2 separate regions of the Homo sapiens genome follow, and region 2 is linked to region 1. Evidence: chromatin loops called from intact Hi-C (ENCODE). Cell type or tissue: CD14-positive monocyte. All regions are shown on one strand. Each heading gives the region's core, and the rest is flanking DNA. Links, peaks and the distances in the headings are about the cores only.

The links. A loop is a pair of places that touch in the nucleus more often than their neighbours do. Peaks named below come from ENCODE experiments on the same cell type or tissue, not always from the same donor. Only the 100,000 strongest peaks of a DNase experiment are listed, where the experiment ranks them.
Region 2: it touches region 1 in a loop (4-fold over the local background); 23 of 110 quality-filtered maps call a loop at or near these places.

The regions. Positions count from the first base shown.
Region 1 is chr6:117,971,888-117,980,412 of GRCh38, reverse strand. All of the region lies in intron 1 of SLC35F1 (solute carrier family 35 member F1), which reads right to left. Among named protein-coding and RNA genes, the nearest start is that of SLC35F1, 69 kb to the right of the region's middle. In CD14-positive monocyte, for the core only: CTCF peaks have their summits at 4,020 and 4,220 (motif pointing left); no DNase peak of the experiment used is centred there.
Region 2 is chr6:118,575,861-118,584,385 of GRCh38, reverse strand. The region is part of intron 2 of CEP85L (centrosomal protein 85L); the gene reads left to right. LOC107986524 (a long non-coding RNA gene) reads right to left here. Exons shown (of 5, transcript XR_002956384.2): 4 at 7,911-8,135; 5 at 2,088-2,657. Among named protein-coding and RNA genes, the nearest start is that of PLN, 32 kb to the right of the region's middle. In CD14-positive monocyte, for the core only: CTCF peaks have their summits at 2,929, 3,133 and 3,338 (motif pointing right); DNase peaks (open chromatin) are centred at 2,635, 3,385 and 3,705; H3K27ac peaks cover 3,052 bases.

The DNA of each region.
Region 1 (8,525 bases), core at 156-8,155:
TTCAACCTAATTCTTGTAATTCTACAATGTAATCAGGGGCTTTGTGAAATGGGAATAATTAGGCTTTCTTCAAAGACAATCAAGGGTGCTTGTACCTCCTGCCACCCCTTACATTTCTTTAATGATGTGCATCCTGGAATCCCAGATTTAGCAGAGGTTTTGGAGGTCTAGCCCATCTGATCACCCAAACCTCAGTGGGAGGTTTACTTATGTAGATTTCTGAAGTTTCCCCCCTCACACATTGTCTCAAAATCAACGATGTTGAGAACACCTCACAAACAGAGTCTGCAATCTTACACATGAGGCTCTAGACAAGGTTCCATGGTTACCATAAACATATAAAACAGAAACCCATTCGATGAGTAAAAAGAATCAGAGGCCTCAAACTCAACACGGGTAGAAGAAATTTCACAACTGTGCTAACAGCAACTTTTTACTACAGTAAAGGGAAAAAAATTCTGATAAGTAATTCTTGCTGGCACAGTTAGGAGAAACATGAATCAGATACTCCTGATGAGATGTACAAAGTGCTCCATCATCCCATCATGCTGGGAAACAAAAGGCTCCAATATTGAAAACATCATCAGCTGGATCCCATGGATACAAGTTAAGGAACAATGACATTGATGATCGCGCAGCACATCCTATGGAAGCAGAACTGGATTTTCTCTTTTCTCCTACAACAGACCCTCTTACATGACTTTGGACTAAGAGCCACAGAGAAGAAAAGAAAGACATAATTATAAAATTTTAACTCTCTGTGCTTTAAGAAGAGTGTTTTAAGCAAGATTTTCTCTTTTTGATGTAAAGGCAGAACACAGCAGGATTGGGAACATACCAGTATGCTGATTACTAGAGAGCAAGCTGTGTTAGTGAAATAAAAAGCACTATTAATATTTTCTAGATGCAGGTTAGGTAAAATGAATGTATCTGAAGTCTACTTCTGTTGGAAAAAGGAAAAACATCGTGAGGCAAAACCAATCCTTAAGCTATACCTGCTGATATTTGCTTTACACCACAGTTAAATCTTAACAGTATTCAAGGGACCAGAAACTAGCCTCTGACTCATAAGAAAATCTTCCAATGGGGTAACGGAGGGTTGTGATATTATGGACTGTACAAAGAAAAGCTCTCCAACCTGAGCCCTGTTCCACCACCAACTTTGGGAATTATAATTAACTGAAGCTTTTTTGACACAGGAGGTGATGTCCAAGCAAGGTGTAAGTTTGGGGGATGTGGTGGGGAGCTGCTCTTCGCTAGCTTTCCATCTAAACTGACCACAAAGGCATCTACTAACATATAAATGAGTCAGACAGTAGTACAGGCTAAGCTGAAAAATGGATTCACATTGTGTAAAAGAATTAATAACACTAGGCATGCGGGGAACAGGTCAAGCCTGACAGGGACCAGATTGAGAGTTCAGGCAAGAGTTGTGGCTACCAGAGCAAGCTCCACATGCCCCCAAAGGAAAGTAACAAGAGCCATGAAATGAGCCACAGGATGAGGGCAGGGTTGTCACATAAAACATGGGATGTCTTATTAAACTGGAATTTCAGACACATGAAGAATAATTTTGGAGTGTAAGTAATGGGACAGGCTTATACAGAAATATTATTCTTTGTGTATCTGAAATTCAAATTCAGTGGGTGTCCTGTATTTTTATTTGCTAAATCTGACAACTCTAGATGAGGAAATGGGGCTCAAGGTAGCCTTAAATGAGACAAAGAGAGAGACTAGGGAATGACAGTGTAAGTGAGACAGAATGGGAACCAGGGTTTCTGCCAGAGGAAAGCTGACTTAGGTCTGAAGCAAGCTAGGAGTCAAAGGAAAGGGCCAGTGAAGAAAATAACGTGAAGGGAAAAGTAAAGTTTTTGTAGTGAGTAACTGTGTATTGAAGATAAACAGCACTTAAGACCACATGGCTTGTTGCTCATTATGATGAAGATGTAAGGAAGGGGAGGGACACGGTGTTGGTGTCCACAAAAAAGGGAACGACTAATCCAGCCTGAAGAAAAACACTAAGTAAATGTGGTAAAGGGGACCTGGACTCTGTGACAGACTCCATACAACTGGTAATCTGGTAAGATTTATTTTCTTTGCAAACTGGAGAGGGTGGGGGCCAGGGGAGGGGGAAGAGTTATTTTCCATAGGAATATTCTTTCAAAGTGGAACCAAAGAGAAAATAGGCCCTTATTTCTGTTATTGGACATTTCTAAAGCATGAAAAAATCAGGCACCACTTTACTGCTTTGGAGGGAGAAGATAGGTCCAATAGCAGAGGAAATCAAATTCAGTTCAGATAAACACATCTGAAGAAATAAAATAATTTACTCTGAAAAAAATGACTGTAATAAATACTTGTATTAGTTTATCAGAAAAGACTTTGGTACAATATGAAGCACAATCTTCCTAAAATTCAAGTAAAAACTAAATCTACTCCCAAATTAACATAAAAATAATTTTTCATCTTAATATTTATTATTCCAACTGCTTGTTTCTTCTGGAAATCCATTACTAAATGAAGCTAAAATTTAAGCCTCTGCCTCTGAAAATCTTTCCCTATCATTAAAAAATTTTGATAAAGAATTACCTCAATATCCTATGCATTAAAAGAAAAATCAATGACCAAAACCACAAAAGTATTTAATAGATTTAAATACATAAAAACTTAAAATTGCTCAAATGCATATATTTTTAAAACCATAGACAAGTAAATGGCAAACTACAAACCTAGAAATACCCCAGATATAGCAGATGGAGATATATTAGTCTTACACTATTAAGAGCTCATTTTAGAAGATAAAATCTTTTACACCACATAGGAAAATGGAAAAAAGTCATGAGAAGATAATTTATAAAAAAGGAAAAAAAATGGACAATGAACACAGAAAATAGCTAACTTCCCTAGGAATCAAAAAAATCCTTATTATATCAATACTTAGCTAACATTTTCATGTATCAAATTAGCTATTTTTTAAATTAAAATATTTAGCACTAATTAAGGTAGTGAGCATCAAACACCTTCCTAGTGTATAAATTGGTTTTAAAAAACCTTTCTAGAAAGTAGTTCAGCAGTATATGTCAAAAGCCTTGGGAGGCTGAGGCAGGAGAATCGCTTGAACCCGGGAGGCAGAGGTTGCAGTGGGCCGAGATCGCACCATTGCACTCCAGCCTGGGTGAGGGAGAGAGACTCCGTCTCAAAAAAAAAAAAAGAAAGAAAGAAAAAGAAAAAGAAAAATCATGTTCTTTCATCCAGGAATTCCACTTCTAGGAATCTGTCCTAAGGAAATCATCACATGTATCATCAAAGACTTACAAAGATATTCATCACACTTATTTATAATAGTGTAGAAAATGGAAAAGCATATAAATGTATAAATGTTCATTAATAAAAGAATAGTTAAAATTGAATACTGGACAGTCATTAAAATTGCAGTTAAAACAATTTAATTTAAATGATCCTTGATTGATATAATATTAAGATTTTCAAAGTAGCACACAAAACTATATTTATCTGTCTATATACAGCATGATTACAATTATACATGAAAACAGTGGAAGAAAATATGCCCCAACGTTAACTGTGATTAAATGATTTATAGGATTATGGAGCAATTATTGTTTTCCTTTAAATACTTTGCCTGTGTTTTCTGAGGATTCTGCAATAAATGTGTACTACTTTTGAAATCAGGGGAGAAAATGAGCAGAACTAGATTTAGCTAAAGAACTTTTTTTTTATTATAGCAAGGAAAATAGCAACATAGATTAATCTAAGAATATGCATAGGCTTAGACCTGTACAAGGCAATAAATAAATACCTTGGTATTTATTTAAACATTTATATTTACATATTTAATGATTACCTTGTGTACTGCAACTCTTTATTTATCATCTAAATAATACAGTAAAAAATAAACAGGAATTAAACTGAACAAAGAACAAAATCTTTGCTCCCCAAATCAAATTTTCCTCCCTTAAAACTGAGTTTGCCACATAATCCAACTATGTTATTTGTTTTCTTACAACCTAAAATTTGTAAAATTTGAAATTACTCTTCTAAAAAGGAAGAAAGCCAATTAGCAGTTTTCTTTCAGCCAGGGTTTCTCCGGTTTACCTTGGAGGTGAGAGATTTGAGTAAATGTCTTGTTGCCACTATAGGCATGAATAGGAATTAGCGCCCTCTTGTGAGCATGAGATGAAAACCTTAAAATACATTTGAAGCTGAAAGGGACTTCAGTTATTTCACCATGAGGGAAGACAAAGAATTGTGCTCACTAGACAAAGAAGATCACACTCCTTAAAGTAAAATCATCTCAGAATTCCTGATTATTTAGATTTTCAACATACAATGCATTTGTATGGGAAAGTGCCTGACATTCAATAGATTTACAGCTTGTCTTAAAATTCATGAGAGGCAACGTGAATGTTCTGTACTACTGCCACTGCGTGGGAAGTTATCACAGTGGAGGACGTGATAATCTACCTTTTGGCGAGTACGATGTACTGTGCTCACATGTAAAAAGCAGAATTTCCAGAAGAGGGATCAAGTCTTTCAGAAATGATAGAAGATAGTAACTTTTCTAAATTCTTAAAGAGTCATAAATCATTTCTTGAAAAATAAAAATGATGAAAACAACTTGTTAGCGCAGGAACAAAATAAAATTGGAGATTATTTAGAATACAGACTACAACTTCAGCATAGCACAGAGCACTTGTAGAACAGAATAAGTTCCCTTTTACATAGGTTAGTAGATTCCCGTCTACAAAAATAAATAAATAAATAAGAGAATCACATCTCCTATCACTCTAATCTGGGAGTTTTTAAAATTACACCTTACTATAGTAATTTCACATCTGATTGACAGGTTAAGATACACAATTAATTCTAAAACATCAAAGTGGGAGGGAGATCATACTAAAATGAAAAAAAATTTTCAAGGCATTAGGTCCTATAGTATTCTTCAACAACACTGCCAGACTTTTCCTGGGATGCTGCCAGCCAATCCCAGGTCAAAGCTTAATTGGCATTCCCAGTTAGCGGACTCTAAATTTGAGAAAGGCCACACATTGTCTTTAAGCATTTATAATGCAGTTAACTCTAATCAAAATTTCTTTATTTTTGTCAAATAACTTCAACAAACTTTTTTTCTAGCTATTTAATGTTCTCATTTATTTGAGGATGGGCATTAGCACTGAAGGGTGAGTGAATGACATTGGAAAATCATTTTAGTCAACTTGTTTCTAAACATCAATGGAAGGAAGTAAACATTTCCATCTGTTCAGCTCATTAGTGCTGATAAATGGAGATTGCAAAACTCAGAGGCTATGGATTCCTAATGGACTTGACTTACATCAGTGGCTCTCCAAGTGTGGTGTGGGAAATCCCTAAGATCCTTTCAAGAAGTCCAAACCTTCAAAACTACTTTCATAATCATACTAACACATTATTTGCCTTTATCACTCTCATTCTCCTACAAGTATACAATGCAAGTTTTGCAACAGATTGATGCAGAAGCAGATATGTGAGTCCACTTGTCTTCTATTAAGTCAGACATTAAAGAGATTTGCAAAAATGTAAAACAATGCTACTCTTCTCACTTTCTGTTTTATTTTGGAAAACACAATTTAAAAAGCATTATTTAGATTAACCCACATGGGCTTACTTTTGTTCTTTGGACATGTCATAAATATTTTTAAATTCCTCTATTTTAATTTATAATGTAATGAATATAAATTGAGATAATCCCACAGAAACCAAAGCTCTTTGGGTCTTTAATAATTTTAAAGAGTGTAAATGAGTCCTAGACCAAAATTCTTAAGAATAGCTGTCACAGATCTCTTATTTTGATTCAGCATTAAAAAGTTATATTAATGTTGAGCTCAGACACTCCAAAAAATCTTTCCAGATTTTCAGAATCAAAGCAACCTCCTGCTGTGCTCCAGAGTTCAAAGGCATTTTTGACTTTATGCTACTCAAAATCCAAATTAAATTTCACTTCAGTGCAGAATAAGAAATTTTCAAATATCATTCATTCATCCATTCAATAAAAATTTACTGAGTATCTATCATGTGAAAATACAGCTATGTTTGGAACATTGCTAGTCTGGGGAAATAAAATGGTATCTTTTCAGACTAAAACCATATATGCCCTGCTCCTAAATAGTAAGACCTAACACTGATTAAGTATATGCTAAGTGCTAGACCTTGTACTAAGTGCTTAATGGCATAACTAATTTATTTCTAACAAGAACCCTATGTATTATTATTATTCCTATTTCATGGATGAGGAAACTGGGGCATAGAGAGATTAAACAATTTGTCCAAAGAGCTGACAAGTGGCAGAGCCAGGATTCAAACCAGCAGAATCTCTGCATATAACCTCCCCAGTAAAACTGGCACCATCCAGCAGGGTACTGGGCCTGGATATGCATACCAGCTGCATGTAACAGAGCTAAACCCAAAGCAATGTCAAGATTCACTGGATGTAGTTTACCTTGGCAGAGCTGGAAGAAACCATAACTTTGAGTTTACTGTTAATTCCTGGATTCTGACTATTGGACTAAAAAATTAATTGATAGGTACTTCTGGTCATCCTTCACTTATTCACAGTTATAAAAGTTGTGAAGAAATGGCCCTAATATTACCCATAATCCTAAAGTATAGTTTCTATAAAACAAGTTTTGACCAGCTGGGCATGGTGGTACAAGATTATATTCCCAGGTACTGGGAAGGCTGAGGCAGGAGGGTCTCTTCAGCCTAGGAGTTCTAGGCTGCAATGAGCATGACTGCATTCCAGCCTGGGCAACAGAGCAAGACCTTGTCTCAAAAAAATATATATTAAAAATTAAATAAATAAATAAACAAAATAATAATAAATTTAAAAACAAGTTTTGACCTTGCAATGTGGAGAGACCCAGAAAGCATATCATCATCAAACCAGCTCTCAGGAAAAATGTCTACGAACCTTCAGTAACACTTATTTTTAGGTAAATAGATGAGTAAATAAATACATAAATCAGTCATTATGTCCTTTGTCCCCTTACAACCCCAAATCCATATGTTGAAGTCCTAACCCCCAGTTCACTTCAGGATGAGACTGTACTAGGAGATAAGGACTTTAAAGAAGGTAAAATGAGGTCATGTGGGTGGACCGTCATCCAACAGGACTGCTGTCTTTATAAGAAGAGAGAGACTAGGGACACATAGGTACAGAGAAAAAGCCATGTGAAAGCACAGCAAGAAGGTGGCCATCTGCAAGCCAAGGAGAGAGGCTTTGGAAGATACCAAACCTGCCACTGACACCTTGATCTTGGACTTCCAGCCTCCTGTGAGATATTGTGAAAAAAATAAATTTCTATTGTTTAAGCCTCCTAGTCTGTGGGATTTTGTTATAGTAGTCCTAACAGATACTGTAACAGATAAAACACCAGCCAAACTCTTTCATCCAACTGTATTTTTTAAAATTCCACAATTTTAACATTTATCATAATGCTTGTAAACTTATTAAATTGTAGCATCTAGGTACTTGCCTATGAAGAAAAACAGAAGTATCCCTAATTTTATAATGGGGATCTAGGTATGGGTGGCTGATATGATTTGGCTGTGTCCCCACCCAAACTTCATCTTGAATTGTAGTTTCCATAATCCTCACATGTCATGGGAGGGACCCAGTGGGAGGTAACTGACTCATGGGGGCAGGTTTTTCCCATGCTGTTCTTGTGATAGTGAATAAGTCTTATGAGATCTGATGGTTTTATAAAGGGCAGTTCCCCTGTACACGCTCTTGCCTGCCACCATGTAAGATGTGTCTTTGCTCCTCCTTCGCCTTCTGCCATGATTGTGAGGCCTCCCTAGCTATGTGGAACTGTGAGTCCATTAAATCTCTTTTTCTTTATAAATAACCCAGTCTTAGGTATGTCTTTATTAGCAGCATGAGAACAGACTAATATGGTAAATTGGTACTGCAGAGTGGGGGCACTGCTGTAAACATACCCAAAAATGCAGAAGTAACTTTGGAAATGGGTAACAGGCAGAGGTTGTAACCACTTGGAGGGCTCAGAAAAACAAAAGAAAATGTGGGAAAATTTGGAACTTCCTAGAGACTTGTTGAATGGCTTTGACCAAAATGCTGATAGTGATATGGACAATCAAGTCCAGGCTGAGGTGGTCTCATAAGGAGATGTGGAGTTTGTTGGGAACTAGAGTAAAGCTCACTCTTGCAATGCAAAGAGACTGGTGGCATTTTGACCCTACCTTAGAGATCTGTGAAAACTCAAACTTGAGAGGGATGACTTAAAGTATCTGGCAGAAGAAATTTCTAAGCAGCAAAGTATTCAAAAGGAAGCAGAGCATGAAAGTTTGGAAAATTTGCACCCTGATGATGATATAAAAGAAAAACCCTTTTTCTGGGGAGAAATTCAAGCCAGCTGGAGAAATTTGCAAAAGTAATGAAGAGCCAAATGTTAATCACCAAGACAATAGGGAAAATGTCTCCAGGGCATATCAGAGACCTTCACAGCAAGCCC
Region 2 (8,525 bases), core at 130-8,129, 600 kb before region 1:
GCCCCAAAATCCTCTGAGTTGCTTGAGGGTTTTGGGGAGGGGAAAGGAAGAAATATTCTCAACTCCCTCCTTCCCTAATGCTCTGGTCCCCTCAGACAGCACTAAGCCTAGGTGTACTTCACTGAGGTTTTGCAGAGCTGGGCCTTGGGTTTTGAAACTTTATATTCTCTGTTAGCTAACATATTGAGAAGAGCTTCAGTGCCTTCCTGAAAAGCATCCTCAGTTGGGGCACATAGCAGAATATCATCAACATACTGCAAGACCTTAACTTAAGGTTGAGAGAACTCAGAGAGGTCTTGTGACAGTGCCTGTCCAAACAGATGAGGACTATTTCAAAATCCCTGAGGCAGCACCGTCAGTGTTAACTGGGCGTCTGGCTGGAGGAATATTTGAAGGCAAACCGGTATTGACAGTCAGGATGTAACGGTGTACAGAAAAAGGCATCCTTTAAATCTAGGACTGTAAACCATTTAGTTCCCTCAGGTATTTGAGTTAACAGGGTATAGGGATTAGGGACCACTGGATGGATTGGAACTACAGCTTCATTAATGAGGCGAAGGTCCTGAACCAGGCTTCATTCCCCATTGGGTTTCTGTGCTCCTAATATTGGGGTGTTGCAGGGGCTATTACAGGGTTTGAGGAGGCCCTGCATCTTTAGGTTATTAATAATGGCTTCTAGCCCTTTCCTAGCCACTGGCCTTAGGGATAATATCTCTGGTTAGGAAAAGAAGTGGGATCCTTAAGATAGATCTGGACTGGCGTAGTGGTTATAGCTCAACCTATTCTTCCTTAAGTTGCCCACACTTCCACATTAATGTTAGCTTCCATCAGGGGGAGATAGAGTTTGTCCTGGGGCTGTAAAGATGCTGCAGGCCCCCATGCAAGCTAGAATATATCTACCTAATAAAGGAGTGGGACTTTCAGGCGTGATTAAAAAGGCATGTTTAAATAGTAAGTCTCCCCATCTGCAAAAGGGGTTGAGAAAAATATTGGGTTAGAGTTTTTCGTGATACACCCCTTATGGTTGTGCTCTGGGAAGAGGGGAGGCCTGAATTAGAGAGGAGGAGCAAGAGACTGGCTTCAGTATCCAGAAGGAGATCTACCTTCCTTCCTTCAATTTCCAGAATCACTCAGGGTTCCTGTGCTGTAATGGCAGTCTGAGTCGCTGGAGCCGGGGGTTTAAGCCTCGGGACCCGTCAGTCCTGCTGGACCATCTATGAGACTGGTTCTGAACCCAGCGACCTCTGCCTCTGGGGGCAGATCCATCTCCAGTGGTCTCCGCCACAGGCTGGACAGGGTCAAGGTGGCTTCGTCTTGCTGCCTGGGCATTCCCTCTTAAAATGCCCTGACTTGCCACATTGATAACAGCTAGCAGATGCACCTCAGGGATCCTGGACTTTACAAGCGTGCAATGCTGCTACTAGAGCCTCTGTTCTTCACTTATATTTCCTTTCCTTTTCTTGGGCCTCCTCCTGATCTGTATTGTAAATGACTGAAGTGGCTATTCTCAGGAGGTTCTCTAGGGTGCTATCTGGTCCTATAGCTTGTTTCTGTAGTTTCTTTCCAATATCGGGAGCTGACTGTGTAATAAACTTGTCCTTCAGGATTAGCTGTCCCTCGACTGAATCATGATAAAGAGGTGTGTTTTATTAGTGCCTCTCTTAGCCTTTCCATAAAGGCTGTGGGATTCTCATCTGGTCTATCATAGATAGTTTAGAGTAATCGAGAGGTTTGGCCCTGGTCTTCCATAGGCCCTCTAACATAGACCTTAAGAAGTGCTTCCTTTTCCATTCATTTCCTGCGTTATTGGGGTTCCAATCAGGGTTGTCCGCTGGAACTGCTTCCCTTCCTAGTGGGAATGGAGTTTCCACTTCTTCCTTACCTTCCTTGTCTCCTCTTTTTCTCCTTGGTCTGCTACAGGAGGCATGTTGCTTATATCCATATTTTTCTGCTGCCTGTGGAACTGCTGGCTTTTCAGCCCCAGTGAGGGTCTGACTTAGCAGCAACATAACATCCCTCTATGTGAGATCAAACACCTGAGTTAAATTTTGGAAAATTTCTATATACTTATCGGAGTCATCAGAAAATTGGGCCAAGTCTCTGTTTATTTGCTTAAGGTCCTGTAATGAGAAGGAAACTTGAACCCTCATGGCACCATTCCTATCAGCCATTTCCTGCAGAGGTAAGAATGAAGCGGGGAGAGTAGGATATACTGGAGATAGTGGAGCTGGAGGAGCTGATAGTATGATTGGAGGGGGACTGGAAGGATTGGGACATTCAATAGCTGTTTCAGATTGCTCCTCTGGAACCTGCTTTAGCTCTGGGGAACGATTCCCTGTGGCCGCTAAAAGAACTGGGTCAATTGTACAGAACTTGTAAAGGTCTGGGCTGTTTCACAGGGCAAAGAAAGTCTGTACATAGGGGATCTCAGTCCATTTGCCCTTCTGTTTGGAGAAAAGATCTAACTGTTGGATAATATTAAAATCAAGGCTCCCCGCAGCGGGCCAGGTTTATCTGTCCCCAAGATAGTAAGAAGGCTATGCTCTTGTGCAATAGAATATGAGTCACTTTTTTTTCAAAGTCTCAGGGTTGAAGGAGTCCCAGTGCTTTAAAATACATTCCAGAGGAGTGCATGCTGAAGACGATCTGTTGGCCATCTAGAAAGAGAAGTGAGAATAAAAGTGTCCTTTTAGTCTCCTTCCTTTTGGTGTATGACTCAGGGTGGAGAAGAAAACAGTAGGGGGCATTCCTCTAACTAGTCTCCCTCCCTGGTTCCTGGGTCCCGGCACCCAGTTAAATGTGCCGCCTGTGGCTGTAGGTGTGACCCTCCAAGCCATGGCACCAGAGAAACTAGACTTTTGAGGCCTAGTCACACTTACCCAAGTAGTCCCAGTCCTCTGCTTGTTATTTCCCTTTGACCTCCTAGACTTGTGTGACCTGTGTACCTCCCTAAAAAAAAATGGATCTCAGGGAAAACTGTGTAATTGGGGAAGGCCCCTTTAATGGAGGGGTTATGCTAGATTGAACTCTATATCCTGCTATTATGGCCCATGCTAAAGCATTTACCCTTAGAAAAATGGTTTCAGTTAACTTCCAGACTTAAAATCCCCTTACTAATTAAGTACTGTCTCTGTTGGAGACAGAATAGGTGACTTAAAGAAATGTAGGAACCAAATGGCTGTTTTCCTGCTGATGGGACAATATTGAGACTAAAATTTGGCTATGGAAGACATTTAATTTCTAACTGTTGAAAGCAGAATTTTCCCATTCCTGGAAGAGGCTTAGAGCCTGATTTCTAGCAGTGCAAAAGGAAGCTGCAGTGTTAGCATTAAAAAAAGTGCCTCATGTAGAGGATTTCTGTTTCCTCTAGGTGGCACTGTTGGCTTAGAAATACTGTGTGCTCCTCAGACAAGCGGTAGAGAGACCTGGAAATGCCGTGTGCTCTCCAGACCAAGGGGCTGAGAGAGAGAGGCTCACTGTCCCGGAGGAACCCTCTGTTCAGGAGATTGCAATGGCATTCTTGAGTTAAACTCCCGGTTACTAAATTCCCACACAGTTGACACATACACACAGAGTAAGAGACCACAGATAGAAAAGGAAGGAAAGTTTCATGACCGGATAGCTGAGGATTCTCTGCCAGCACCTGAAATGGGCTGTTGGAGGCTGGGTCTGGTCCAGAGGTCTTTGAGTCACACCAGGGTGTGCCCTGCCCAGAGATGCTCAGTTGCCTCAGAACTTTTCCCAGCCTTGCGCAACGGCGAGGTCTCCCCATGAAAGGAAGCTGATTCGAAATACGGCCAACATTCCCAATCACCTGTGGGTATTGGGGGGTTCTCCATGTTCTCACCAGCAAGCCTCACATCTGAGTCTTTAGAACAGCAGCCAACGATAAGTGTAGCTAACCAGCAGACAGATAGATGCCTTTTGATTGATTTGATTTGATTTTAAAATAGAGGCCAAGAGCACCTCAGAATGATAGAACAGATTTTAAGCTCGCTTGTATAATCACCACTTCAGTGAATGTTGTACCTCGGATTCCCGGCCAGTGCACCAAAATGATACGACTCTGATGACTGGAGGGGAATACCAGGGTCCTTTTCTCACGCCAGTTTAAATACGACGACATGGATATACGTGGAGTGGTTTTAAGGAGCGGAGAGAGTTTAATAAATCGGCAAGAAAGAAGGAAGGGGCTCCCCCATACAGAGACAGAGGGAGGGGGCTCCAAGCTGAGAGAGGGAACCCTGAGTGCAGCAGAAAACAGCCATTTATATTAGGAGGCTGGAGGAGCTGGTGTCTGATTTGCATAGAGTCCAGGGGATTGGGTTGACCAGGTATGTCATTCATGTAGCCCACAAAAATCTGGTCCTCCCACCCTAGCCTTTTAATATGCAAATGCAGGGCACCATGATGTTCTACACACGTGGGGATATGTGGGGGTGGCCATGATGCTAGGCACTTGTAGTGACAAGAAGAAGGTGGGAATTGCCATATTGAGTGGACCCAGTTTCTAATGGCTGGCATTTGCATATCAAAGCTTGCTGGCCCGCCCTTCAGGCCATTTTTCTGCTATGCAAGAAATGTATCTGGAGCTGCCTTAAAAGAAAAGAAACTTGCCAAGGACCCCTTGTCTTCTCTATCTGCCTAAAATAATTTCTTAATAACTCCTATAACATAGGGAGATTATTGACTCCATATCTCTCCAAACAGTGCAGGTAGATTAAGGACCAGATTATCATTTATTATCTGTCCTATCATAAAGTAATAGTTTTATTTCTAAGAAACTTTGTGTTTTCAAAACTTACATCCCATGATAGTTTGATTTGTAAAAATTTTTGTAGGAGAGAAGTAACACTTACAGCTCTCTACAGGTCAACTGCCTGATGAGACTTAATCTTAAGTTGAAACTAGTGTGAGATGTCCAGAAAATAGTAGAGTTGAATGAAATTTTAAAAGGCAGGCAAGAAAAAAATTCTAATTTTTTTTGGTAAATGTAAAAAGTCACTGTTTTTTTTTTTTTCTGACCAGCTTCCCGCCCGTCCCCACCCCTTGACCAAATTGGAAAATATTTTATTTTGAATTGTTGACCTCTTTGAACCATACATCAAATTGTCCTTTAAATTGGCAGTAATCTGGCTAGAGATCAGAATGCCTGTTTTTTTGTTTTTTGATTTTTAAAAACAGCTTTTCAGCCAGGCGTGGTGGCTCACACCTGTAATCCCAACACTATGGGAAGCCAAGGCAGGCAGATTGCTTGAGCCTAAGAGTTCAAGACCAGCCTTGGTATCATGGTGAAACAATGTCTCTACAATAAATACAAATATTAGCTGGGTGTTGTGGCACATGCCTGTAGTCCCAGCTACTTGGGGGGCTGAGATGGGAGTATTTCTAGAGCTTGGGAGGTTGGGGCTACAGTGAGCCAAGATCACACCATTGCACACCAGCCTGGGTGACAGAGTGAGACTTTGTCTCAAAAAAACTCAAACAAAAAACCAGTGTTAGAAACAAGTGCTCGGTGCCGCAAAGAAGAACTAGCACTCAGGCAAAAAGTTTTCTCAGCAAGGCAATTTACTTCTACAGAAGGGTGCTGCCTGCATCAGTCACGCTCGCGAGAGCACACCGAACAAAAGAGAGGATTTTTATTTATTTATTTTTTTTGAGATGGAGTCTTGCCCGGTCACCAGGCTGGAGTGCAGTGGCGCGGTCTCGGCTCATGGCAACGTCCGCCTCCTGGGTTCAAGTCATTCTCCTGCCTCAGCCTCCTGAGTAGCTGGGATTACAGGCGCCCACCACCACGCCCAGCTAATTTTTGTATTTTTAGTAGAGACAAGTTTCACCATGTTGGCTGGGATGGTCTCAATCTCCTGACCTCGTGATCCGCCCGCCTCAGCCTCCCAAAGTGCTGGGATTACAGGCGTGAGCCACCGCTCCCGGCCAAAGGGTTTTTATTCCTAACACAGTTCCTGTTTCTGTGTCCTTTCCCCATTGGCTAGGGTTGGACCAAACAATCTAAATTAACCCAATTGGCTAAGACTTAAACCTTTCTAAATATGGTGAACACGCAGTTTGCTAAGAGAGGAGGGGAGGGAGAGACTGTCTGTTGCTAAGGTGGGAAGAGTTGCCTACAGAATAAGTTTAAGGGGTGTTTGGACATGTCTGGGTGTGACAGAGATGTTTACGGAGTAAGAGGTTTGCTAGTTACAGATTAAGCTGAGGAACAAGTGCTCGTTACAGATCAAGCAGGAAGGGCTGTGTACAGAGCAAGAGACCAAGGGAACTTTGAAGAGGAACTTACTGTCCTTAACAGTTTCCCTCTCTTGATTTTATAGTTCTTCCCCTTCAAATTTCTTTAACATATTTTAGATTTGTTGTTCCTCTTGGTCATTTAGGAGTACGAACTTATGTGAGTAGGGCAGGGGAGAATCATGAGGGGTTTTGGTGAAGGCTTTTTCTATAAGCCTTTGCACTAATCCACGAATACAAGGTATGATGCAGCAACCTACAAGAATGAGTACACCTATAATAATTGCAAGGGGAGTAAAGGTTATGAGTCCCTTCCATTTTCTAAACCATTTTTCCGTGAGACTAGAGAAGAATTCTAGAATTCTATTTTAGAATTTTTGGCTAATTCATTTGCTAGGGTGTTAAGGCTCTGTAAGCATTGGGCCCCAATTATGACACAGACCCCACCTTTTTCAGCTAATATTTTGTTCAGGGCTATTCTGTTTTCCCAGGCCATCTGGCTGGTAGAACTTAATTGTTCAGCTGTTCCTTTAATGGCATTCCTAGTATAACTGACAAACTGCTGTTGATTATGGTAAATGTAATTTATCCAGTTTACATTTTTCTTTATAGTTACCCACGAGAACAATACAGATTCAAATCCTGCAGCGATTTGATTTTGGGCTTTAAATTCATTTGGCACCCCTTGTGGAACTCTGATGGCATCTATATAAATGTGAGGGTCAAAGGACCCGTGGGGGGTACTTCTTTTTTCACGATTGTCCTTTTTGCTTAGTTGATGAAATGCCAGAGTGAAAGGGATTGCCAATTGGATTAGAGCGCAAGTGCCGCTCCAGTTACTTGGCAGAGTATCCAATAGTGGTCCACTGCAATACCACCATACATCTGCTTGGGGATGAACAAGGGCAGACTGATTGGTTAGCTGTTGAAAAGGCTTAGATTCACTGCATCCCATTAGACTCCCAAGGAATGCCAAATTTTCCCCTTGCCGTGAGAGACACGAGGTGAAATTGATATTTGTAGTACGGGGTTGGATAGCCCTCAGGGGCCGACCTGCAGGGCTTTTCACTTCTAGGAATAGCAGCAAGAGGGTTTGACATGCCTTACTGCCCCAGGCTGTGGGATTTTGGAAGAGGGCTACCATACAGTTCATGCCCGGTTGATCAGAGGATCAATCAAGTGGAAAGGGGACAGTTTGGGTTTCTGGCCTACCTGTCGCACAAGCGTAACAATCGCTTTTGTTTAGCGTGCAGATGGAATATTTAATCTATTCCAGCCAGGCATTTGCATCTTGGTACCGTGTTTCAATGGCTATGGTTTGCTTTAGATCTTTAATTTTTACAATGGATAAGTACTGGATTGCAATGATTAGATTGACAGTCAGAAGGGGTGGCCCCTTTGGTGAAGTGTAGGTATGGTTTTAGGGCAGTGCCCTAAAACTGCCCACTGAGACCATAACCCCCAATTGCCTAACTCTTCCTCTGAGGATTCCCCCCATATGCAAGACACAGGAGTATTAACTCTTTCCACAGAGGGGCAGAAGTACTTTTCTGTACAAGCTAACTGTCTTTGACTTTGGAGATCTCCACAAGGTAAGACTAGACAAGCATAGTTACATTAACAGTAAGATATCCTTGAGTAGCTAAGGGGAGAAGAAAAAGACAAACCCGTTTGAATGTTAGTTTTGAGGCTGTTGGTCCTGGAGTGATGGTCCATGACTTTGCCAGAGGTGGGGCCTTCTTCACTTGTGTGGTGGGTTCACCCTTTTTCGGCTTTCCGGAGTGCTATTTCAGTTGTTAGGAGTACCAGGTAAGGTCCTTCCCAGGTGGGTTTGAGCTTTCCCTCTTTCCAACCTTTGACAAGGATGTAATCTCGCTAGGAGGCCTTGAGTCCTGAGGGAGGAAAGAGACAGACAGGCTAAGGTCTTTTTGAGGGGGGCAGTTTGGATTCTTGGTAAGGCAATAGGAAGGCATCTTGTCCATGGTAACCAGGTTTCCAGAATTAATTTGGTTAGGTGATTTTTTAGATTTTGGTTCATTTTTTTTTCTACTTTCCCTGATGAGGACAGATGCCAGGGAGTATAATATTCCCATTTTATTTCTAGTGCCTGGGTATGATATGTTCTAACAGGGCTTTGACTACATTACTGGCTGTTGTCCTTGGGAAGGGGAGAGCTTCTACCCAGTGGGTAAGGTGGTCTACTATTACTAGTAAATACTTGAGGCGGCCTGTTGGGGGCATTTCAGTATAGTCAACTTGGATGCTTTGGCATGGCCTTAACC